3 separate regions of the Homo sapiens genome follow, and all the other regions are linked to region 1. Evidence: chromatin loops called from intact Hi-C (ENCODE). Cell type or tissue: mammary epithelial cell. All regions are shown on one strand. Each heading gives the region's core, and the rest is flanking DNA. Links, peaks and the distances in the headings are about the cores only.

Region 1 (7,088 bases), core at 1,054-6,053:
TTTTTGCCTAAATTTTAAAATAAAAATGTCCACACTCTTTCATTAAAACATTAAGCCTCTGTCAAAAATGTATTTCTTATTTTTGGGTACAGGATTAAAGGATAAGATGATACTTACAAGTAAAGAAAGTTTACAAGACAAAACTTAACAAAAGTTTTTCAATAAAAGTATTTTAACATTCAAACTTGACTTATAACAAAAGAAACAAGATTGCAAACAAAAATGTTTATGCATTTTCCAAACATAAATAAATGAAATAGTGTTTAGGCAGTAGGGCTCATGCTGACGGCTAGCAGGAAGTTAACAAAGTGTAACCTACTTGGAAAAAAATCTTTAATGTACAAATAACAAGGCCAAATTATGGACTGCACTAATTTATCATCACTGCCATTTTTCTTACTTCCAAAATAAAGCCTTGATTAAACCATTCATACCCTATATTACTCATACCTTTACTTCAGAGATTGAGGAACTATATACAACAAATGAATTTATTTTCACCATAGGGATAACATAGTGTACCTCTCTGCCAGTGTTACTTGAAAATCTTCCATGTCAACTTGACAGCAGATATAAACTATTAAATAAATAAGCAGTGATCTTTCATTACAGTCCTTTAAAGATGCATGATTATTCATGCTGTTAACCTTAGGATCACAGTGCACAGAATCCAAATATAAACAGTTGGGGAGGCTTTTAGAGTAATGTTGGATCCCTCACTTTATTTATATTCCCACTGTAACTGATAAGTTCATTTCATAGGCCCTATCATGCATTAATCCTTGAGTGGCAGGAGTTAATGAAAATTGTTCCTGTTACAACGTCCATTGCCGGCAATAAACGTACCAAAACCGCCAAGGAAGTCATTGTTATTGCACAATACGTGAGGACCTGGAGCTTTTCCAAAAGCTTAAAAAATAAAAATAAAAATGGAATTATATTTGACATTCCCTGACACCTGGATTAATACTGTATGACTAATAAAAGCATGTCAGTTGCCTGGACTGAATCAGCGATCAAAATGTGCCCAGAATGCACACAAGTAAAAATGCAGTAAAAGGATGTAGTCTTCATTGCCTATAGGTCACTTCCAGTCAAAGACTGAATGATCAAAGTGCTCATTTTCTCAATAGGACTATCTTCTGTAGGAGGATCATAACAGTGGCATCAACAAGCGTCTTCATGATACCACCATTTTGTTTTCTTTGGATTCTTGTTACGTGTTCGCACATAAAAAGAATTATCTGGTGGTCGTCTCTTTTCTTTGCAGCTGGAAAGCATGCTAATAATGCTAAGACAAACTGATTGGACGGAGAGCGCTGGGAACCAGTCTTCTGTTAGAATGGATAAACAGGTATGACCATTGCTATAATCATGAGGATGAACAGGAATATTTTCACTGGTAAACATGACTGTGTAATTGAATTTTGAACAGTCTTTTCATTTAAAGTCATCCCAGGAGGTGGGTCATTTTGCAAAGCCAACAATTATTTCTGTAGTCATTGAGACTGAAATAATTCTTCACCAACAACAGAAACGCAACACTTTGGCGTAACATACCTCAGTCTAGAAATAAAAGATATTGGTCTGAAAAGAAAATTATACTGCCTTTTTTTTTGAGACGGAGTCTCACCCTGTTGCCTAGGCTGGAGTGCAATGGCATGATTCATTGCAACCTCTGCCTCCCAGGTTCAAACGATTCTCCTGCCTCAGCCTCCCGAGTAGCTGGGACTACAGGCACACACCACCACGCCCGGCTAATTTTTTGTATCTTTAGTAGAGACAAGGTTTCACCATGTTGGCCAGGCTGTTCTCGAACTCCTAACCTCGTGATCCGCCCACCTCGGCCTCCCAAAGTGCTGGGATTACAGTGCCCGGCCTTAGATTTAAAATTTAATGCAGGAATAGAAAACCAAATGCTGCATGTTCTCCCTTATAAGCGGGAGATCAACAGTGAATACACACGGACATAAAGATGGAAACAATGCTGGAGCCTTCTAGCGGGGAAGGCAGAGAGAGGAGCAAGGATCAAAAAACCACCTATCAGGTACTATGCTCGCTACCTGGGTGACGGGATCATTTGTATTACAAACTTCAGTGACATGCAATTTATCCATGTAGCAAACATGTACATGTACCCTCTGAAATGAAAAAGTTGAGAAAAAATATTTATGATTTAAGGCCAACTGGGGGCCAGAGTTGAGGGTGACTAGTAAATGTCTGCTAATTATGGCCTCTCTAAGCTTAACCATATATACAAATGACACTGTGTTGGTAAAGTATTGATTTGGAAAATAAAGTGAGTCATAGGTAAAATGAATTTAAAATGATAGCCCCAAATGAAATAATATTATGGAAAGCAATTCCATAAATCTAGCTTGTTCAATACTTTATAATGTGAAATAGAATACTTAAAACAGCCACAGTCTTTGATACAATCAAATAACCAACAAATTCTGCCAATTTGGGCTTCCTAAAATTCTCCTGGGGGCCAAAATCATCCATTTTGTATGGTCATGTAGCTATACAGTTAATGCCAAAGATCTGGGGCTTTTTTCCTGCAATTTTTTACTTTTGGTGACTGAAAGGAAATGCCACTCACTACTCTTTGCAAAAGGAAGATTTTCATGGATATCTTGCTCTTTATGATTTCAAGAAGCAGATAAATATTCTTCACGAACTGTTTTAATGATATAGCAATCCAGAATAAAGATTTGGTATCACAAAGAAGTGATTCTATTCTAAAATTTCATTTTGAATTTTCTGGTCACAGTGTTGTAGGGAGGCATGGTTAAGTATTAAAATGAAGCACTTGCTTAAACCAAAGGGGATTTCCTAATCAGAAGTGAAAGCCTCCTGATACTCTGCTGCAGGCGTGTGATACTGCAGCCCTTCTCTAAGTGCATATCTCACATTCAAAGTCATTTCTCCATGCCTGTCAAGTGAACTGAACCCCCTGATTGTCTGTCTAGGACAGGGATCCATTTCTAATGTATGAGGCTACAGTTTTTGAACTCATAAACTGTAAACTGTATTAAATAAACTGTCTCCTGATTGATGAGTGCTGCTCTTATAGGCTAATTTCTCATCTAAACAGTGATATGAAAATTCTTGCTAAAGGGTTGGTGACAGGACTAAACGGGGGTAATAGCAGACTTAATCAAGAAAGACAAATGGGATTCATTAACAACTGGCACTCAGCAGACAGTCTTCAGAGACTTCTCAGCACAATCTCATTGGTCCAATCGAAAATAATTGTGTGCTGCTTTTATCACTGAATGCAGAACAAGGCCAATGAAAAATTCTATTGCTGATATTAAGTAGAATTCAAATTCGGATTGAATTTTGTGCCAGGCAGCCCATCTCTGGATGAGAGGAATGGAGGGGGAAAAATCGTGGCTTTCATGCTGGGATTTTTTTTCTCTGATTGATCAGTTTTCCCATATTGCTCATTCCACTCCGGTATCTTAATCAACTGGATCTTGCCCTAACTGGCAGGGATGTCTATGCCAGAGGCATCTGGTCTCTGGCTGGCTTAAGAATTGGCACATGGTTTATTTTGTCCAAGCTTGCTGAGCTCCACTTCCAGTAATGCCTGTCTTATTGAGCTGTTTAGATTTGGCTTGTGCGGTAGAGATGACTAACTCTCTACCAGAGCATGCTCCCCTTCCGCAGTACAGAGATTTTCCTAGGAAGTTCCTTCTAAATCAGGATCTATGTTTCCCAGTCCCCCTGCATTTACGTGAGGGAAGTGTGACTAAGTTGTTGCCAGTGGTTTCCAGGCCAAAGAAATGCGTGCCATTTCCAGACCTGTCATGTAATACTTTCACACTTAGTCTTTCACCCTCTATTTTTCCGATCTGTCAGCCAGAATTAGAGGATCCAGCAGATCCAAGCCACTTGTAAGTGATGAAGCCACAGACAGAAGGAACATGAGTCATATGTGGGAAGAGTAGTGGATTTTACATGAAGGAGAAATAGTTCTCACGTTACACCACTGAGAATTAGGGGTTTATTTGTTGTGGCATCTAACTTTACTTTGATTGAGGCAGCTAGTTTTAGGTCTGCCTTTAGGCCTATTGGCTTTGGTGACCTTACTTCTTTTTTTTCTTTTTTTCTTTTTTTTTTTTTCCCGGAGTCTTGCTCTTGTCACCCAGGCTAGAGTGCAATGGCAAGATCTCAGCTCACTGTAGCCTCCGCCTCCTGGGTTCAAGCGACTCTTCTGCCTCAGCCTCCCGAGTAGCTGGGATTACGGGCACCCGCCACTAAGCCCAGCTAATTTTTCTATTTTTAGTAGAGACAGGGTTTCACCATGTTGGTCAGGCTGGTCTTGAACTGCTGACCACGTGACCCGCCCGCCCTGGCCTCCCAAAGTGCTGGGATTACAGCTGTGAGCCACCGCGCCCGGCCATGACCTTACTTCTTCTTCTTCTTCTATTTTTTTTTTTTTTGAGACAGAGTTTCGCTCTGTTGCCCAGGCTGGAGTGCAGTGGTGCGATCTCGGCTCACTGCAAGCTCCACCTCCTGGGTTCAGGCCATTCTCCTGCCTCAGCCTCCAGAGTAGCTGGGACTACAGGTGCCTACCACCATGCCTGGCTAATTTTTTGTATTTTTAGTAGAGATGGGGTTTCACCATGTTAGCCAGGATGGTCTGGATCTCCTGACCTCGTGATCCGCCCACCTTGGCCTCCCAAAGTGCTGGGATTACAGGGGTGAGCCACTGCGCCCAGCCCTTACTTCTTAACTGACCTCCTTAGCTTTTGATTTTGTGTACAGTTGGGCTTTAAGGCATGTGTACCCTTCTGGCTTGGGCTTGTGAACTCTAAGCTCCATTTTTGGATGAGGATTTCCCATTGGCCTGCTTCCCCCCTAGAGCCCATTCTCAGGTACCCAGGTATAACGTGTGCCCCATCCCACCCCAAACTGTCAGTGAGAAAAATGAGATTGGACACACATAGTTGAAGCCAATTAACATCTTGTTTTTAGTTTTTTTTTTCTTTTTTTAATCTTTAGCATCAAGAGGTTATACAGGAATTTTATAGAAATAGCTATCTGGTCAGATTAAGGGGAAGCAGCAACTGCGGCCCAGAAGTTTTAAATGCTGCTTAACCCGCTCTCCTCTAGGCTGCACTTCTGGGGTTATTGGGCTGACAACAGCTGGACCATTCTGAGACACTTACTATGGCAGATGCTGTTGTGGCCTGCCCATATTCTTTCAACTCCCACTGTTCCATTACACATCAATGGTGTCTACTGCAAGATACTGCTATGCTCCTCCTAGGCGTTTTATCTTGACAGGTCTGAAGTGCCACTGAGGGCAGGCTGTAGCCCATGACAGATGAGGGTTAGGGGATTAAAAACGCAGCCTCCTTGTCCCTCAGCAGTGGATAACTCTGAGGCATGCTCTACGTTGTCTCTCGCAGTGCCTAGTGGGGCTGAGCCTCAACTGCAGCCAGCTATAATGCACATGTCATGGTCTCCCTTCCCTTCTACGTTTTAGTTCCCTGTTTCTCTACTGGGGCTTCCTAAGATTACCACCCAAATGAACTACTTGTGCTCAGATCCTTATCGCTAGATCTGCTTTTGGGGAATCCAGCCTAAGACACTGACAGTCTTCCTTTTCATTTTAGGGATTATGACATCAGCTATTTTTGAACATGAGCCAATCAACTGATGGGAAGTAGCTGCTGATCTCTGATGTAGTGAATTATAATCTGCTAAATAGGAGAAGTAAAAACAGCTGATATATAAATTTGATATGTAAATTAGTATGCTGCATTAAAGCTAATTAAAGCTGAGAATTATATAGAAAATAATTTTTTGGTGTATGTGGACACTGTGAGAGCTGTAATCACAGATACACTTCATCTAGTTGAAGCAACTTCAGGAAATGTGGTCACTCCATCTGTTTTTTCTGCTCTCTTTTGAGGGTTCAACTGTATTGTTCTAGATATGACATCAAGGGACATTATGGCGACTCTACACTTGAGGATGAAAATTTCCATTTGAAGAACAAGTTACCTGCACCTGGCAGGTGCAGTGACCTGGCAGCTGCCTCAGAAGTGGCAGCTCTTGCTGCCAGCTCTGCTCTGATCTATGCTTCTGCAAGCCATACTGCCTAGTGGATATGCCAGTGTGGCTGGGTAACGGTTTTTATCTTTCCTACAATCTCTCAGGTGCCTTATACCCCCAAATAAATACCCAATCTTAATAACAATTGTGTGCTTCTAGGATAATATATCAAGTCATTTAACATAAGTAAAAAAATAAACATAAAAACAAGTGAAAACATTAGGCTTGTTATCCACTGCGGTTTTAGCTCAAGTCCATCTCTCCATCCACTTTCTGCAGATAGCTGCTGTGAAGCCCTTCCGAATAAGAAATTCTGGAGCTGTTTCAACTCTAGGTACAAATACAGCCACAGCATGAGTGAGTGGCATGAACAAGTTTTACCCTAACTTCGTGCCCTCTCCAAGATCTTTGTGCTTTCAACTGCCCCTTCCCACACATTTGGCAGCCTCCCTCCAAGGCTTTATGCGAGCCGTATTTCCCATGCCTCTCCCATCACTAGATGATTGTGAGAGTGAAATATGAGTCTAGCCACAGAAGATAACATAATCTTTACATTTTCAGCAAAAGCAGGTGATAGCATATATTTGCCCTTCAGACACCTGAGGCGACTCTAGCCACACCCCCCTCAACTTCTCTAGGACCCATAATAATGAGTAAGTCAAGTGGAGATCGCAACTTTGAGGGTAAACAGCCAAACACCCCTCAGCACCTACTGATGCCTGTGTTATCGCCCTGAAGGATTTCTTCAGGTTTTGAAGAGCGACGTGAGAGAGTTTTCTTGCATTGATTCTAGCCCCTGAGTTGTTGGAAGGGACACTTCTCAGTATGGCAAAGTATTTCATTCCCTGAAGCTAAGGCTTAGCAGATGTCTCCTGATGAAAGCCACTAAGCAAAGGCTTGAAAAATCACCTAAAACTATAGAAACACCGGGAAGGTGCTAATTGAAGCAGGAGAGCCTGGGCTTCTAGTGAAATTCTCAGAAATAAAAAAAACAAGAATGTGATTAGAGAAGTCTC
Region 2 (7,088 bases), core at 1,041-6,040, 110 kb after region 1:
CGTAGCAGACCACCTTCTCAATGAGAGCAAAAATAAAAGCTAGATAAAAATTAAACCTGTTTGAACCCACCAGAAAGTAATCAAGGCAACCAAACTTGGAGACCCAGGATTCCAAAGAGAAGGAAAATTTGCTAAGAGTATTTTTCTTGGCAGCTTTTCCCTTTGAGTCATTAGTTAGTGCATATGCAATGTGGGTAGAAAGGCTCAGAAGCTAAAAGAAGGCAGATGGATGCTAAGAGGCAGAGAATTTCAGTGCTGTTTGGAGATTTTTAAATGAAGTTCAAAGCCCAGCAAGGGGGAAAACCACAATAAACTTTCTAGGTATTTCTCTAACTCTCCTAAAATAGCATATACTAGAAATAATAGCAAATTAGAAGACCAGGCCTAAAACCAGTTATAAATAGCTTAATATCTAATTGTATTAAAGTGACTGACTTTTACACTAACTGGCTATCAGAGAGTTGCAAGACAGAGGATTAGTGATTTTGAAAGATGTTAGTAAAAAAAAAATACAAAATAGGATGGCAAACACAAAAAGGATAATATGACTTGTATAATACATAGAAAATACATATATGTGACAGACTCTCAGGACTGCAAAAGAGACCGAATAAAGGGCAAAAATTACCCAAAACTGATTAAAGACATTAAGCCACATATTCAAGAAACACTATAAAGCCCAATCAGAATGAGAACAAAGAAATCATTTTCAGGCACATTATGGTAAAGTTAATGAAAACTAATGACAAAGAGCAAAATCTTAGAAACATCTAAGAAAAAGATAAATTACTTTCAAAGAAACAATTTTATAATTATTAACTTGCTTCTCAACAAAGACAATAGCAGTTAGAAAAGACTGACATGGCATCTTTAAAATGCTGAAAAAAAATAGTTGTTATAGTAGAATTCTCAGAGTAAATATTCTTCAAAAATGAGAGTAGAGAGATTTCCTTATAAACAAAAACAAAATATATATAAAACGACAACAATAATAATAATGTATTGTGACATTTAATCAAAACACATGACAAAATAACAAATGGAAAAGGGGTAACTGAAGTGTTGTAACATCCTTGCCTTACCTAGGGATGCTAATTTATATGAGATTTAGAAGTGAGAGATCTACAGGAGAGCCACCAAAAGGACAAATAAAAAAAATTTTAAAAGTGAATTAATATAACTTAAAACTTAATAGAGAAAATATGATAACAAAAAAATACTCGATAAACCCAAAAAACGAAAAGGAGAGAAGTCTAGACCAAGTGGAAGAAATAAAATAAAGCATTAAGATGGTTGATTTAAATCCAAATGTATCAGTAATTACTTAAATTAATAATAGTTATTAAATTTCTATTAAATTATCCAATTAATAGTCAAGATTTTCAGAATAAAAACCACTGCCAATTATATACAGTGGTTTTTAAAAGAGATAAAAACTTAAATAACTACACAAAAATTGTAAAGTCAAATAAAAGAAAAAAGGTATAACATTCAAAGGATAATCAAAATAAACATGTAGTTATGCTAAGATAAGAAATAGTAGACTTTAAGACAGGAAGTATATTAGAGGTAAAGACGGGACATTTTGTAATGATAAAAAGATCAATTTAAAATTTAAAATTTTTATGCAGCTAATTACATACCTTAGAAATCAAAACTGAAAAAAATTAATGAATAAATAAGTACGCAAATACGGTGAAAGATTTTTAACACAAAATTCACAAAAAGTCGTAGGATAAGGCACGTAAAAAAATCAGTAAAAATATAGAATACTCAAAAAGTAAGATTAATAAGCATTGGCCTAATCGATCATATAGAGCACTGCATTCAACTGTACAATATACAGGAGTACACATGCAATATTTCTCAAAATGTTTATATCCTGGACTATATATGTACATGAGGCAAATCTCAACATATATCAAATAATTGAAATAATACAAAGTGTGTTTTTTTACTACTATGGAATTAAATTTGAAATTAGTGACGGTTAACCCCCTAAAGTATGAAAATTAAATAATCCATAATTTTTTAAAGAATCAATAAAATAATAAAAAATATTTTGAAGCAAAATATAACCAAAAAAGAATATATAAAATTTGTGGTATGGCGTTACAGCCATTTTATAGCCTGCAAATTATATATTTTATATAATTTGCAAATTTTATTTTAATATAAAATATTAAATATAATATATAATATATAAAATATTAAATATAATTATATTAAATATAATTAATATAAAATATTAAATATATAAATTATATATTTGCAAATTTTATAGCCTGCAAATTATATATTTAAAGATAAAAACCTGAAAATTGATGACCTGTGTGTATCCATTTGAAGATGTTAGCAAAAGAGCATAAGTTTAAACCTAAATAAGGCGGAATGAAGAAAATAATAAGGAATCAAATTTAATAAAATAGAAAACAAGCACACAATAGAGAAAATCAGCAAAATCAGAAGTTGTTCATTTCAAAAGCCAAAATTTGATAAATACATATGAAGACTAACCAAGACAGTGGAGCAAAAAGGTACAAATTACCAATACTAAGTAATAAAAGAAGGGGTATAACGATAGAGCCTAGAAACATTAAAAGATATTCAATGACTATCATGAACACCTTTTTTCCTCAAAATTAAAAATTTAGATAAAATAAATGAGAATCATATCTGTAATTTGTTTTCAAAATGTGCAAAAGGAAAAACAATTTTCAACTAATCTTTAAGGCCAGCATAACATGATACAAAACTTGATAAAAACATGTTACTGGTCAATCTTTGTTATGAACATTGATTAAATATCTTAAAGTGATATTAGCATTCCAAACTCAACAATGTATATAAAGGATAATATATCACCACCATGTTGAACATTTTGTAGAAATGCAAATTTCATTTAATATAAAAAAATCAAGAAATTGTTAAGTCTACAGTGGAAAAGCTTGGGAGACCCCAGTTTAACCAAGTGATCACAGTTAATGTTGCTATTACTGGGAAAGGATATACCATGTTTAGAGATTGAAAGATCCAATATTTTAAGATGTCAATTCTCTGTACATTGATATATAGACTAAAATTCCCCAATTGTGTAAAGTAAAATTATTATTCTAGAAATTACAAGGAAAATTAAAGGACTCAAACTAGCCTCTCTAAGATGATAAAGTCGCAAAACATATTACCACATATGAACATTATAAGCCCACTGAGATTACACAAGTGTTATTGAAATTAAGGACTGAAAAACAGATTAGTGGATCAGAACAATTTAGAAACGAAACTACATGGTCACTTGATTTATTACACATAACCCTGCAGAACAGAATCTTTTCAATACATGGTGCTGGATAAATTTAGTGTCCATATTAAAAAAATAAAACTGCCAGCCACTTCCCAATTATAAATAAATTCCTCATATAGATTTAAATTCAAAAGATAAAAAAATTAAAGTATCTATATAAAGCTGCGCTAGTCAATAAGGTAGCCATTAGTCACATGGGTATTTAAATTTACATTTCAATTAATTAAAATTAAAAACAATTAAAAATTCAGTTCCTTAGTTGTATTAGTCACATTTCAATTGTGCAATAGCTAGCTTTTGCCACAATCCTGTGGCTAGCAGCCACTGCATTGAGCAACAAAGATATGGAACATGTCCATCACTGTAGAAAGTTCTGTTGGACAGTATCAGCAGAGGTTTACATAAGATACCATCTTTATGACTAGGGCTAGGAGAAAAGAAACCAACCATAAAGGAAGAACTGACAATATATATAGAACTCTTAAAAACTGACAACAACAATAACAAAAAAGAAAAATGGACAAAATCATGAAATGTTTATAATAAATGATACACAAATAGCTTTTTAATATATAAAAGAAATGCTTAATGTTACTCATAATAAGAGAAAAAATGATAAAAGTACACTGATGTATTATTTTTAACTGTCAAATTACTGGCCAGAAGATTGGCCACAGGCTGTTCAACAGAGGTGGGGGAATGGGCACTCTCCTAGTGGGGGTGCAAAATGGTACAGCCACAGTAAAGGTAAACTTGGTAATATATATGGAAATTATATATTCTTTGCCACATGACTCAGCAATCCCACTTCTAGGATTTTAGTCTGAAGATACAAAAAAAAAAAATTTGGTACAAGATTACTCGCAAGTAAAAATTGGAAGCAACCTAAATACCATATAGAAAGTCAAATACGCTCTGGCACATTCACACATTGGAGTACTATGTAGCTGCCAAATATTAATTAGTAAAATAATCAGTACAAGCAATGATAAAAAAATCTCTTTAATATGACATTAAAGAGATTTAATTTGACATTAAAAATCTCTTTAATGTGAGTGATTTCTAGGATGCATTGTTATACGAAAAAAGCAAGATGCAAATGAAAAACCTACAATATGCTACCTTTCTTCTAAGAAGCAAGAGGAAATTAGAATATGTATGTCTATACTTGTTTAATTTCACTGAAACAAATACAGGAATAACGAACTAGAAAGTAATAAAATTGATTACCTACAGGGTTGTGAGTTAGGTGGAAGGGGTATAGATGTGAGTGTGATTTTTTTTGCATATATATTTGATATAGTTTTCATTGTGAACTATGCTTTTTTTAAAACAAATTTTAGAAAATTAAATCAACAAAGATGAAGAAAAGAAACTTCAAACTGGAGATAAGCAGAAACAAATAAACTGAACTTTGTAGCTCACTAAAAAAAACTACAAAAAAGAAAAAAAGAATTAATCCAGGTAATTTTGGAATGCTGTATTCTGACTATACAGCCTCAGAGGGATATATTCTAAGGACTAAAAAAATGCAAAGAAATTCCTGACTTTTATGACAAGGTTTGTTTTGCTAAGCGGTATGGATGTAGCAATTCTGAAATTATGTTTTATATATTATAGGATAGAGCAAATATGTTAACGTTGTGGGCAAGACAGGATGTACAAATGGTACAAGTCAGAAACACAGGGATGAAGTACAAAGTCATGAAGCAGATGAGATTGCCCAGGGTATAGTGAGAGGAAAAGACTGTTTTTAAGAGGTGGGAGAAATTCCTACATTTCAGCAGTGGACCGCTTTTGAGGAACTCGTGGTGTGTTTTTTCTCTTCCCCTTTTTCTTGTCAGGTTGAATAAATGTGTTATAGACAAAAAATGACCCTTTAAAATGCAAAAAGTCCGGGTGCAGTGGCTCACCCCTGTAATCCCAGCACTTTGGGATGCTGAGGCAGGCGGATCACCTGAGGTCAGGAGTTTGAGACCAGCCTGGCCAATATGGCGAAACCTTGTCTCTACTAAAAATACAAAAAAATTAGCCGGTTGTGGTGGCGGGCGCCTGTAATTCCAGCTACTTAGGAGGCTGAGGCAGGAGAATTGCTTGAACCTGGGAGGCGGAGGTTGCAGTCAGCCAAGATCGTGCCACTGCACTCCAACCTGCGCAACAGAGCGAGACAACACCTCAAAAAAAGAAATTGCAAAAAACAAAAAAAGAGAAACCTCTTGATGGTCAGGCAATGTCTTTTAATATAATGTGTAAGATACAAAAAAACTCAGTTCAGGGTTTTATTATGAATATTTTTGGAGATACTGAGCAGTTTCTTGAGGCAATATATTTTTTTTTAATTAGAGACTTCTGACGACTCAAGTTTTAAAAATAAGCTGTACATTAAAAGATATGAATGAAGAATATTATTGATTTAAGTAAAAAAGTTCACTCAGGTTCATAAAATGGAACAAGATCATGTCCTTTGCAGGGACATGGATGGAGCTGGAAGCCATTATCCTCAGCAAACTAACAGAGGCACACAAAACCAAATACTGCATGTTCTCACTTAAAAGTGGGAGCTGAACAATGAGAACACATGGACACAGGGAGGTGAACAACACACTGGGGCCTGTCATGGGAGTTTGGGGGAGGGAGAGCATCAGGATAAAGAGCGAATGCATGCATTAGCTATTGATAGGTGCAGCAAAACACCGCGGCACATGTTTACCTCTGTAACAAACCTGCATATCCTGCACGTGCATCCTGGAACTTATAAAATAATAAAATAAAATAAAGTATTTTAAAAAGTTCACTCAGGATCAAAATATGCATACACATTGGCTTGATTGCAAATACAGAAAACACATTTGCCTTTTCTGAAGTGCCCTGTGATCAGTGCATCATACGTTTTGTGGGGTCGTCAGGCGGCTTGGTGGGAAGTCAGTCACCACATCAACAGGCACAAACATTTTGAAAAGAATTCTTGGGGTTTTAGAGAGTCAATGAATAACCATCTTCTCTCCTGTATTCTAGTTTTGAAAACAATGAGAAATAACTGACCAAAAATGAGATAAAATTTACACCTTTATCATTGGTAAACATTTGATTGGCAGTAATGGGCCCGCGGTAGTTCAATGGTCCTGCAGCACTCTCAGTCCTTGGTGGTCTAGACACTCACCTAAAGGAACGTGTGGAATGGAAGAGGTGACACACTCATTGCTGAGTTACATCGGTCAGGGTTGGAGATGGAAGAAAACATAGAAATAAATCCTTGGTCATTTTTTAATAGATTTCCCAATCATTCAATGTGGACACAAGAGTCAGTAATTTCACTTTTATTTCATAAGAAACAATGAGTAAGAAAATGAGACAAGATACCAGGAATGTTAATCTAGAAGCAGTCCCTCTCCTTGGAAACATGAATAGGAGCAAGAATCATTTTAAATTCTTGTGGTTGCCTTTGGACTGCAAATATCAAGAATTAACAAGTATCTGTTTAATGAATGTGACCTAGTTTCAAATAAAACTGATTTGGTTAAAAACCAAAACTATTCATTAAAAAGCGATGATATTTTATAAATACAAATATATTTCTTAGAATTACTGCAAAGTTTTTGGCCTTAGAATTATTGTGAAGTTACTGTAAGCAACTTTTACATCTCATGGGCTTTTGAAAAATACATTTTTTTTTACTATAAAACTGGTAAATTTGGCAGTATTCATGATGTAAAGAAGAGTCAGAATTGTGATATTCCAGGGCTAAATGTATCTTGCAAATTTTAAGAATGTTTGAGTAGTCATG
Region 3 (7,088 bases), core at 929-5,928, 140 kb before region 1:
TTTATTCTTAGCAGAAATACTTATAAACTAAAAAGAGATTTGAAGAGTATTCAAGTAAATGCAAGTCCAGACTCAATTGACAGTCCCAAGATCGTTAGATTGATTTATCACCTAGCAAAGGTCAAATATTAAAACATGGGTAGGGAAATAATATCCTTTAAGAGTCTAAGGAGAGAAAAAATGTGTGATCTTAGCATAGTTTTTAAAAATATTAGCTCCAGTTGCAGTATTTCAAAGTATAGTAAAATTTCAGTTCAGCAGTAATTCCTGTTAACCAGAGTCTATTATCTTTAAAAAAACAGGTGGGGATAATTTTCAAGCCAAGACACTCATACACGAGTGATTTCAGTATGCATTTGGATAAACTGCTTCTTCCTTCTTTATCTCAATATTGGCAGCTCAATATTGGTATGTTCCAAAGCTCATCTCTCAGTTGATTGTTTGAAACTCAGAGTATATATTTTTAATAGCATCAGGATAATAATACTACTTTGCATGTGAAGCTCACAAAAGAACGGGACAGATCTGACATGCTCTGCATTGATAATAAAAAGAAGCTATAGGGTTATAGTACCAATGATTAAAATAAATGTTTAAGTAAAAGCAACGTTCAGATTCTTTGAGTTATCCTATTACCACACTTATCTAATCTATGATGGACTCAGAGACTTCTACAGTGGGGGCGAAAACCAAGCCTCCATTTTCACCTCTCTGATTGTTCACAGAAATGACTGATAATAGACAAATTAATAGGAGAAAAAGGCATATGAATTTATTTTATGTGCATAAGCACAAGGGAATCACAAGAGTATGATTACTCCTTAATCCAATGATGTTCAGATGCTTATATGCACTTCTTTATAGGGCAAGGGGAGATCGAAGTGTAGAAGTAAATAATTTTGCCGGGAAATGAATGAGCTTAAAGAACAGTGGCCTGGGACAAAGTTCCTCTGAGCTTTGGGGGAAGTGGTGGGAAGGTGAGGAGTGAAACTTCACTGTGAACAAAGGTTGTCTTATTATGCAGATAAAGTTTTCCAGGTAATCTTTTTGAGCTGTCTCAGAAGAACACATAAAAAGTGTGTCTGAGCACAGTGAAGACTCTCAGTGTCTTCTCTTTTCTGGTGTTAAAATTTTCCTGTTTATTTGATGAGATTCCTAGGGAGGGGGTCTTAAGACAATTGCATTTCTTTTGGAAAAAGGTTTTCCTAGTGATATAAGGGAATTCCAGAGAGAGTCCTTCCTGGTGCATCAGAAAAGAAAGAGGATCAGAGAGACAGGTGCAGGGCTTGGGAGGAAGATCAGAGAAAGACCTTGGTTCTGAGGCTTATTTCTGAGGTCTTTTAATTTCCCTTAATTCAAAGCATTCAGCATCCAAGACACCATATTTTGATGTATCATTTTTTAAGCCCCAATACTACCAATAGCTGAAGTTCTTCTAAAGTCCTAGAAGGCAAAGACTGAAAGTTTAATAATGTTTACATGGCAGAATATTAGTTTCAGGTTAAATTCATGAAACAGAAAGATTGGATATTTTACGAGATGTTAATTTGCTTTATTAAATAATGCTGTCTCTTCAATAATAATTTATGCTGCAGATTTATAATATTTTAGTATTTTAAGTTTTTATGAACTCTTATGTTGATACATTTGCTTTTAAGAAAGATTATTATCCATATTTACATATTATTTGATGGTAAGTCCTTCATTAAGAATACGGCATCCAGGCCGGGCATGGTGGCTCATGCCTGTAATCCCAGCACTTTGGGAGGCCAAGGTGGGTGGATCACGAGGTCAGGAGATTGAGATCAGCCTGACCAACATGGTGAAACCCTGTCTCTACTAAAAATACAAAAATTAGCCAGGCATGGTGGCACGCACCTGTAATCCCAGCTACTCGGGAGGCTGAGGCAGGAGAATCGCTTGAACCTGAGAGGCGGAGGTTGCAGTGAGTGGAGATCACACCAGTGCACTCCAGCCTGGGCGACAGAGTGAGACTCTGCTTCAAAAAAAAAAAAAATTAGTCAGACATGGTAGTGTCTACTTGGGAGGCTGAGGTGGGAGGATCCCTTGAGCCCTGGAGTTTGAGGTAATAGTGAGCTATGATCATGCCTCTGCACTCCAGCTTTGGTAACTGAGTGAAACCCCATCTCAGAAAAAAAAAAAAAAAAAAGAAAGATAAAGGAAAAAAAAAGAATACAGCATTCAAAATTCTAGGACGCTTGTTGACACCAACAACTAGTCTTCTAATATTTTAAACATCAACTGGGTGTCTAATAATTCAATTCAATTCTGTTACTATCTACCTAGAGCTAGCTCCAGATCCCACAAATTGAAGCAGCTCAGTCTTACAAGACCACCCTACTAGAGATGCCAGCTGCAAGTCTTGAACCACCTGCACTTCTTATTGACTGACTATAAATTGGCGGTTCCAATGACCTTCTCCTCATGTTTGATAATTATTAGAATGGGTCACAGAACCTAGAAAAAATACTTTATCCACATTTTCTGGCTTATTATAAAGGATATAACTCAAGAACAGCCAAATGAAAGTGAGGCAGAAGGCAAAATATGACAGGAGAAGTGGTACAGAGATTTCATGACCTTTCTGGGCACCTTAGTATGTTCACCAACCTGGAAGCTCTCCTAACCTTCTTGTTTAAGAGCTTTTATAGCACTCAATCTTCAGCCCCTCCTTTCCCTGGAGGTCAGGTGTAGGTCTGAAAATTCCTATTGTTATAGGATCCATAGGTTTGTATGACCCCTGCAGTAACAGACCAATTACACTGAGATAGCAGGCTTTGCAGCAGAGAAAGGATTTAATAATTGCATGGTGCTGAGTGAGGAGATGGGAGGAGACCCTGAAATCTGTCCCCCTGAGGAGTTCTGGGCCAGGACTTTTAAGAGGACCATGGTGGGTGAGGGGCTAGAAAATTGGAGTTGTTGATTAGTTAGGTAAGGGGGATGAAATCATCTGGATGTAGAAAATGCGTTTTTTCGTGAGTCAGCTTCTTGGGGAATTCTTCAGACCAGCGGGCATCAGTAGTTTCACTGGTATGCAGGATTGAAAAAATATTGCAAAGGCAAAACTTAAAGTTTCACAATGTTCAGGTTGTTATAATAGAGCAGTCAAGGGGAACTATGATCCTGTGACAGGGTCTACATGATTCTGATGAAACAGTCACCAAACAACCATGAGGAAGCAGGTCAGTGAGCCAGCTGGCCTAGTGATTAATGCTTAGTGTGCTGCAAGCTTGGTTTGTTTTCTTTCTCTCCCTCCCTTCTTCCCTGATTAATTCTGTAAAGTTTATAGGAGCAGTTTCACTTCTCTCTAATGGTTTGGTCTTTCTAGTGGCTAGCACCACCTTGATGCTACCTAGGATTCCCGCCCTAAGTCACCTCATTAGCATAAACTTAGGTGTGATTGAAAGAGACTCCTTATGAATAACAAAAGACTCTCTTACCACTTAGGAAATTCCATGAGTTTTAGGAACCTGGTGCCAGAAACAGAGACAAAGATCAATGAATGTATTCCTGATTTCACAACAATTATCAAGCTACTTTATAACTTAGTATCCAGAAATATTTTATCACCAGAAAAAGAAGGTTCAGTTCCCCACTTCCCTTTTATTTTGCATGAACATATTTTGAGAACTGATCCTTTTATAACTGAAGGAAAGAAATGGTAGCTATTATAAAGACTACAAAGGAGGAAAGGATGACTAAGGAAGGAAATAATTTTGGGAGACCACTCCATTTGACTAATTGAAAAGATACAGTCAGTTGAGGCAGCATGGCTTTAGAATTAGATAGATCTGCATTTGGAGCTCAGTTCTAGCCCTTTCTAGGTATGTAAACTTCATCAAGTTACATAATCTTTCTGGGCTTCAGTTTCTTCATCTATAAAATAGAGAAATAACAATAACAACTTTGCAGGGTATTTCTGAGGTCTATAGTTAAATTATTGGAGCACCAAAAGGATAGTCTTGATCTGAAGTTAAATTATTTGGAACATTTATTCACGGTTGTATGAAGAACAAAAAAAAGCGAAAGCAAATCGGCATGTGTCTTGAGTATAAACAATGAATCCCTAGGGAAAGCAAAATCTGCAATAGAGAGAAGAGAGAGAAAAGAGTTTCATTTATTAGGTAGCCAGACTAATCCTCCTGAAGAATGCAAGTGAAAACATGGGACTGTATATGTGTATTGCTGTTTGGGTCAAACGCTTAATCAGATTTCTAGAAACAAAAAAGCCTTAATTTGTTGTTGTTGCTGTTGAATATTATGGTGTAAATTCTCTCTCTATAGCTGATTTTAAGGTTCAAAGATGACATCACTGAATGCACATTTGGATAGAAATGTTAACAATTCAATCTCAGGATCCAGCATAAGCCAGCTCTAGCACGCCACTGTGTGTGTGTGTGTGTGTGTGTGTATCTTTTATATACATGTATATATATGAATAATATATGGACAATTCATATATGTATATAAAACACATAAAATCTTAAATGCATGAAATTGCTGACAAAATAGTAATAATTCATTAGAATAAAGTCTAAATAAAAGTTATTTAAACATTGATGCCACTTTTATCTTGAGGTCATTTGCTAAAGTTGATGACATTCAGCTTTGAACTGTGTTGCCTCCTGGGCCTGGGCAATGGCTGACTAAGCCTCAGGCTCATACAGGCAGGAAGCCTAAAAAGAGACAATCTCCCCATAAAAAAAGTCCGGGAGCAACATCCTCAGTGCAATCAGAAGGAATATCTCCTTTTCATCCTGCCATTGGAGACTGAGTGGACATTCATTATCAAGCTAATCAGATGAAGGGGGAAAACAAATTGCCTCTGAGAAGTTTTAACCACTAGCCAGCCCTCAAATGGATTGGTAGCCCACATGAGCGGTCCAAAACACTTGCAAACATGAAGTATCTCTACACACTTGGCATAAGAAAATGCAGATTATCTCCGGAGGAGAATGCGCTTTCAGCCCAGACTTCAAAGTATATCCACCAGTAGCTTTAGCATTTTTCAATTGAAAAAAAAAAAAAACCATTAAGTACAAAAGGAAACATGTCATCATGCATGAGATATTCAGAAATTAGATAAAGCAGAAACAGGTCCTCTAAGATTTCAAATATTGAAACAGAAAACAAATATGCCTAAAGAAGACAAAGATATTCTAGAAAACAGAAAACAAGAGATTACAAAGCATATCTTAAAAAGAATCAAATTCAATTTATAAATTTAGAAATATAATACTGTAAATCATTGCTTCTTCTAGATTAGCATGCATAAAAATTAACTGGATAGCTTGTCAAAACATAGATTCCTATGGGCCCTACTCCTGTTTAGTTGTTCTGAGGTCAGTTCTAAGAATTTTCATTTCTAACAAGCTCTCAGATGATACTAGTGCTGCTGGCCTGAAGACCACACTTGGAATAACACTATCGTAAATAAAAGAGCTCAATGGATTGGCTTGACAGCAGTTTAAATCAGCTAAAGAGAAAATGAATAAGCTAGAAGGAAGGTCAAAAGAAATTATTCAGAATGCATTCAGGAAATATAAAAAGACAGAAAATAGAAAAGAGAGAGATAAACAATAATGGAGAATGGAGCACAAGAAGAGAAAGAAAGGGTAGCAGAGGTCATATTTAAAGAAAATAATAATTAACATTGTTCAGAAGTGGTGAAAGATACAATTCACAGATCTGAGAAGTCAAATAAATCCCAAGTGGTATAACTTTAAAGAAATAAATAAATAAAGGAAAGATAATAAGCTGATTCCTCAACCAAGAAAGTGACTGGTTGGTTTCCTTGTTTTCAAGGAATGTGACTGAGAAGAAAGAAAACGCAGCATTCTGGAGATATTTCTCAGACATCGGTCCAGGATTCCTTCAACTGTGGCTCTGCATCATTAGAGATTTCACTGATGGTTTGCATATTGGTTTTCCTCTGATCATGGCATGAAACAGAGAAAGGGCATGTGTTCCCTTAAGTTGCTCTACAAATAGCTGGGGTTGAGTCAGTGTCTTTCTTATAGGAGGTGTTGTGAAAGAATATTCATTTGTTTCTGGAATCACACGTGAAGTTGGGGGTGGAGTCCTATGCATTTGCCGTATTGGGAACGATCAGAATTTGGTGTAGCCATAATTTAGGAGAGTTACCTGGAGATTTTCCTCTACCTGAATATGGTATTAGGTATTGTCTGGACTTAGGGATTGTCTGGACTGAACAGAGTGGAGTGGTATTCAGAGTTATTGTAGAAAAATTCATCTATCTCAAATTTGCTGGTTGTTCAAAGACTACATCTTCTAAAGGAAAATGAATTCTTTTATTTCATACACATTTTCAACAATAAGTATCAAAACAGAAAGAATCTTCTGTTAACCCTCACTAGGTGGGAAAATTACATTAGCAGAGAATTCCCTTCTCTGAGGCACTGTTGTTAACCTAGATTTTTGCTTTAATTTGCCTAAGTATTTATCTGTCTACCATCAAAGGACTAGAAAATTGTGTTAGTTATAAATAAATGGAAGCAACTGAAGACTAGCAGAGAAAATTGTCTTCTTACCCCCCTCCAATTAATTTCAGCAAATTAATTTTATGTCAGAATAAAAATCTATTTTGGTGATCTCATGGGATAATAAAAACATTACCTAGCTAGAAGAGTATAGCTCATTAAAAGGTATCACTCATTCAATACTTTCTTACATAAAGACTTATTGATTAGTGGGGACACAGTTTGCTGGACACTTATAAGTGTCTGGGTTATAAAGATAAATAAGAGAGATTTCTTTTTTTTTTTTTTTTCGTAGAGATGGGATCTCACTATGTTGCTCAGGCTGGTCTTGAACTCCTGGCCTCAAGCAATCCTCCCTCCCTGGCCTCACAAAACACTGGGATTACAAGTGGAAGCCACAAAGCCTGGCTAAAAAGAGAGATTTCTGTTTCTGTCTATGCTGTTATCAATGATACTAGACTATCTTTCCTGACATAAGTGACTTTAAAACTGGGCAAAATATATGAAACAACTATTTTCATTGGACAATAGTTGACACAACACTTGCCACCCTAGGGAAGAGGAAAA

The links. Peaks named below come from ENCODE experiments on the same cell type or tissue, not always from the same donor. Only the 100,000 strongest peaks of a DNase experiment are listed, where the experiment ranks them.
Region 2: it touches region 1 in a loop (3-fold over the local background); 2 of 110 quality-filtered maps call a loop at or near these places.
Region 3: a loop joins it to region 1, with 12 times the contacts of the local background. A loop is called at or near these places in 3 of 110 quality-filtered maps.

What each region holds. Positions count from the first base shown.
Region 1 is chr1:96,413,005-96,420,092 of GRCh38, reverse strand. It overlaps the pseudogene UBE2WP1. Among named protein-coding and RNA genes, the nearest start is that of LINC01787, 42 kb to the right of the region's middle. In mammary epithelial cell, for the core only: no CTCF peak of the experiment used is centred there; a DNase peak (open chromatin) is centred at 3,742; H3K27ac peaks cover 1,686 bases.
Region 2 is chr1:96,306,523-96,313,610 of GRCh38, reverse strand. All of the region lies in intron 3 of LINC01787 (long intergenic non-protein coding RNA 1787), which reads left to right. Among named protein-coding and RNA genes, the nearest start is that of LINC01787, 64 kb to the left of the region's middle. In mammary epithelial cell, for the core only: no CTCF peak of the experiment used is centred there; a DNase peak (open chromatin) is centred at 3,650; H3K27ac peaks cover 638 bases.
Region 3 is chr1:96,556,416-96,563,503 of GRCh38, reverse strand. No RefSeq gene overlaps it. Among named protein-coding and RNA genes, the nearest start is that of PTBP2, 160 kb to the left of the region's middle. In mammary epithelial cell, for the core only: no CTCF peak of the experiment used is centred there; a DNase peak (open chromatin) is centred at 3,213; H3K4me3 peaks cover 171 bases; H3K27ac peaks cover 1,836 bases.